Linked DNA regions of Homo sapiens: region 1 is linked to region 2. The links are chromatin loops, found by intact Hi-C in ENCODE. Cell type or tissue: ascending aorta. All regions are shown on one strand.

Region 1 (2,500 bases), 73 kb before region 2:
TGAATAGAGCAGTTTGGAACTCAGGGTAGAGCCTGATTTGGAGTCTGAGGTGGAATTTTAGGGAAATCAGTGTGTAGGGATGTTGAAGTCATGGTTAAGAATGAGATAATTCAGAGAAACTCTTTAATGAGTGGAAAGAGGACCAGTGAGCGAAGTCTCCATGTTAAGCAGGCTAGCTTACCTGCTCACAACCTCACAAAATAATCTCTTTGTCTTTCTGTAGGATTTTTTTTTGTTTTGAAACAAATTCATTTCATACACAGTGATAAATAAATATTCAAAAGCATGTCAACGTCACATAATTAGTGACTCTCTCTAAGCTTGAGATTATAATTTTTTATACAGCGTAATGAACACAAATATCACTCTGGCTGCTTCTTCTCAGGACCAACTATAAAATAGAAAATTGCTAGCTTACTGAGATATTTTTATTCTAGGTCAGAGTGTTCACCAAAAATGCCTTTGAGTTATTTTTAACTGAGGCTGCTTTCTGAGAAAAGGCAAAATGTCAGCAACAACCAGTTAAATTAGGTTTTTCTCTTGGTTCGTTTCATTTTGTATTTTTGGATCATGCATTATGCTACTTGGGGAAAACAATAAAGAATAATTGGAAAAATAAATTGCAGCTAAAATTAAGTAATTTAACCTTTTTCTTAAATGATGGTAGGAATAGTAAACCTCATACTATGGTGATATTTTAATCATCAACATTTTCATGCCAGCGTCAGCAACCCCTGCTGGCTTATGTTCTGTCATACCTGTGGACATTTAAATTCCGAAAATATGGTAGAAACCATCTCTATGTGAAAGATATAAGCTACTCATATAATTTATTTACATTTTTATAGCAACAAAACTGGTTATATTGCAACAATAATTTGAGAAAACTCTTTGGCCTTGCTGAGGTCCAAATGTTTGCTACAAAACTTAAATTTCCTGGGCTTCTTTTTTTCCATATTATAAAACAGATTGCTACAATGGAAAAATTGAGAAAATGACTGAGATTACAAAAGGCAGCTAAGTATAACAGTCAGAAATTGCAGACAATAAATTTTAAAAAGTAACCTTTATGGTAAAAAATAAGGTGTACTATTCCTTTGAATGAAATGGAGGCATAGATTATATAATTTTACAAAACCTGGAGCTTAGTAAAAAGTCTAACCTAAGATAAAACCCAGCAGTTATTATTTCTTCTTTTTTCTATAATTTTGGGTATGCTTTTGACCAGGAAGTAAAGATGAAGGACAATGCACAAAAGATTGCTCAGAGTCCAATCATCCCCGAAGAAATATCCTATAATTTCCATAGATCTTTCCTATTGGATCTTCCTTTACTTCCTCATCAATTCCACACTGGTGTGCTGATTTCCTCAGTTTGCCTCTTCACATCAACCCTCCATGATTCTTCATTCTGCTCTGTGTCCAAAGAGAATGACATTGATGGGCTGCATAAACCAGACCCTCTTGTCTTCTACCCCTGTTTGGGTTTGGCCTGTGGCAGACATTGGTAGGAAATCGGAGGGCTAGAACAAATAGAAGTCAAGGTATCTATTTCTCTGGGTCCTTTCCTATCACACCACAGGCTTTGGCTGGTGGCAACAGGTAGTTCCTGGTATTCTCTACCAAAGGCATTTTTCCTAGAGCTTCAACTTACTTCAGGTGTCACTTCCTTCCCTCACCCCTCTTCTCCTTTTCAGCATAGGATGTTAAAGTCCCTTCATTAAATTCCTCTCAATTATTTCATTTGGGTATATCGTGTACCATCTATTTTCTGCTGGGACCCTGAGTAGTGACATGGCCAACACATACACTATATAAATTGATATATTTATATAAAATCACCAAAAGAGTCAGTGACTTTTTTTTTTTTTTTTTTTAGGGACAGGGTCTCACTCTGTCACCCAGGCTAGAGGGTACTAGCACGATCATAGCTCACTGCAGCCTCAAACTTGTGGGATCCTCCTGCCTCAGCTTCCCCAACAGCTGGGACTATGGGCACATGCCACCACACCCAGTTAATTTTAAAAAAGTATTTGTCAACATGGGTACTCACTATGTTGCCCACGCTGATTGCAAACACCAATGGTTTTTAACTAGAAGAATATATATGCACACACACACACACATATGTATATAATTCCATATGTGTATAACTATATATTAGGTTATGTGTATATTATGTATACCCATATGGAAATACTAGCAGGCCATTTTTTTTTCTTCTTATGTACACTTGCTCTGTAAGTTCAAAAAATAAAATGTTAGGAAGGAGAAAGTGTCTTTGGGCTCAACAAATTCCCTTTTCTTCCAGACCTTAATTGCTAATTTTCAACTCACTTAAGAGCAGTATGGGCTGCAATAGCACTCTCTTCCCCGCCTAAAACAATGTACTCTATAATAGCAACATCCCAGTCTTATCTTTCAATTGATAAGTGACCCACTTTTAAAATGTTTACATCTGCAATTGGATACTTCCATTCTTCACAATTTACCAAGATATA
Region 2 (2,500 bases):
GAGACATTCACAGGTTACCTGACTTACCCAGGGTAACAGAGTAGTTATGACCACAGCCAAAATTAGACCTCATGTTTCCTGCGTGTGTGTGTGCATGCGTGTTTACACATGGCCCCCTTGGCACCAAGAGCATAAAATTCCCTGATGTATTATTAGTTTAAAGACATGCTAATCTTGGGAAGTGATTTTCTTTTTCCCAAAATGTTGTCTGTGTCTGTGTGTTGACCTTTTAATAAATTCACTTTCCTTTTGTCTAGTCTTATTTTACCCACCCAATCTTGCATCCCTCCATCATGACCACAGGGATTCACAACCCAGCTACGTAGACAATTATTTCCTGTAGAAAGGTAAACAAATTCATAGCAGCTCGAGTTCTTACACACACTATTAGAAATTTGAAAAACATGTTATAGGCTCCACCATCACTTTGAGTATCTACAAATTTTGCTTTGCATTTTTTTTTTCTAAGAGAGTTTCTCTCGGTATCGCATCACCACCCTTGTCAGCCACCAACATGCACGCAAAGAAAGCACTGTTGCAGAATGAGTTTCCGTCGAGCTTTTAGTTTCTGTTCCACTGCAAAGGGGTCATACGCGCTCAGAACATAAAGCAGTCTGACTGGCGCTGACAACCCCAGGACAGCAGCCGGCTGGGGCAGTGCAAAAGCTTCATGCCTTCTTCCCCAACCAAGAAGGACTTCAGTTCGAGCCCGCACCGGCTTCGTCAACCGCGAGACCCGAAGTCGTAGACCGAGTCCAGTCCTAGGGAATTCGGCTGAGGCTTTGCCGGCGCGGCGAAGAAGGTGGCAGGCGGCAGGCTGAGCTCCACTGGACACAGCCTAGTGGCCCGGGGCGCGCCCGCTGCACTCCCGGCGTCCAGGTCTGGCGCACCGCGGGAGGCAGGCGCGCTGCCACTCTCCGCAGCCGCTTCGTCCCCTGGTCTGTCTCGCCTCGGCTTCAGCGGGCAAACCCACAGCTGGTCTCCTGGGCGCTGATCTCCCTGCAATCCTTGCTTACATAAGGCGGGCGGGCGTGCTCCCGCCCCCGGTTACCCCCCAGAGGAGTTGTGCTGCGCCCTCTACGCCTCCTTGGCGAGCGCCTTCGCGCACCCGTGCGCCCTACTCTAGGATGTGAACCTCCTTGGCCACCCAGCAGCGACAGCCGGGACATCTCTCCGCCGGCGTGAGAACACTGAGATTGGAGACCAGAGCGCCTGACGGTGCCCAAGCTTCCTCCCTCCGTTCCCTCCTCCTCCAACTCCCCCCACTTCAACCCCCACCCCCACCCCCACCCCCGGTGTCTGTGTGTGTTCCTCACAGGCGAGGGGACCCGGAGAGCAGTCCAGACTTCGGCGTGCGGCGGAGCTGCGGCTGCTCCTGCTGCTGGGGGGAGCGGCGGAGGTGGCCGCCTTGCGCCTCCCTGGACTTCCCAAGTGGGGGCAGAGCAGTCGCTCGCGGGAGACGTCAGTTAGAAGGCATTGGGAAAGAGGGACCTTCAAACTCCTCCTCGGCGTCTCCTCTCCTCCCCCTTTTGGCCCCTGCCTTTGGAGAAAGTGGAGTGTGGCGCTTGGTTGTCGTTATTTCTTCGGACTGCTTCGCGGTGCACGGATTCAGCTTCTGCCCAGTGGGGCTTTCAGCTGTTTGCGCGTCTCTCTGTCCCCCTCCCCTCCCCCCGGCACACCTCTGTCTACGATGAGGAAAGGTCTGCGGGCGACAGCGGCCCGCTGCGGACTGGGACTGGGATACTTGCTGCAAATGCTCGTGCTACCTGCCCTGGCCCTGCTCAGCGCCAGCGGCACTGGCTCCGCCGCCCAAGGTAAGGGGGTCCGCCAAGCTCCGCGGCCACCTCCCTTAGCTTCTTCCTTCCCTCCTTCCTCTCCTCCTCCCCAGTTCTCTTGACTTCCTCAATTTGCCTCGTTGCTTTCAACTGGAAACCACTCTAAATTCCACTTTCCCAACTAGTCAAGAAGCTTTGATTATAATAATAATAATTATTATTATTATTATGTTTAATCTATCTTCTGAGATGGGCACGAATGGACCAGGGACGAACGGGGTGTGGACACGCAGCCGATCCGTCTCCATACGTGTGGGAGCCTGGAGTGTCTTGTGCCCTTTCAGCTCCGCACGCGCACGTTGTTGCATATTGCACACACGGAGGTTTGGAAAGACTCTCGGTGCGGGTGGCTGTGTGACATACCGTAGATGCACCCCGAAGCGCATGATGCGCAGAGGCTCCCCGCGCTGTGCCAAGACTGGGGTAGCAGGATCTTCACTGAGTCTCTGAGCACACTAGACCCCGAAGGGCGCTCAGCTAAGGAAATGTGTCCATTACTGTCAAGGACTCAAAAGCACCCGTCCCCCTCGCCTGCTGCTTCAGGTGCTGTGGAAATACACAGCTCACCCGAATCCGCGTACCCGGCTGGAGGCAGGCCCGGGATGTGCATGCCTCTGCACTCATACATACCCCGCTTCATGCCTGCTTCCCACCAGGGGATGTAG

The links. Hi-C counts contacts between places; a loop is a spot of excess contacts. Peaks named below come from ENCODE experiments on the same cell type or tissue, not always from the same donor. Only the 100,000 strongest peaks of a DNase experiment are listed, where the experiment ranks them.
Region 1: it touches region 2 in a loop (2.2-fold over the local background); 4 of 110 quality-filtered maps call a loop at or near these places.

Annotation. Positions count from the first base shown.
Region 1 is chr4:95,621,062-95,623,561 of GRCh38, reverse strand. No RefSeq gene overlaps it. Among named protein-coding and RNA genes, the nearest start is that of UNC5C-AS1, 73 kb to the right of the region's middle. In ascending aorta, no CTCF peak of the experiment used is centred here; no DNase peak of the experiment used is centred here; H3K27ac peaks cover 277 bases.
Region 2 is chr4:95,548,048-95,550,547 of GRCh38, reverse strand. It overlaps UNC5C (unc-5 netrin receptor C), which reads left to right and starts at 1,575. Exons shown (of 16, transcript NM_003728.4): 1 at 1,575-1,814. The coding sequence starts at 1,691. It overlaps UNC5C-AS1 (UNC5C antisense RNA 1), which reads right to left and starts at 1,400. Exons shown (of 5, transcript NR_183914.1): 1 at 1,317-1,400. RefSeq lists an enhancer at 1,004-1,133. In ascending aorta, a CTCF peak has its summit at 1,414; DNase peaks (open chromatin) are centred at 695, 1,087, 1,467 and 2,237; H3K4me3 peaks cover 2,500 bases; H3K27ac peaks cover 2,500 bases.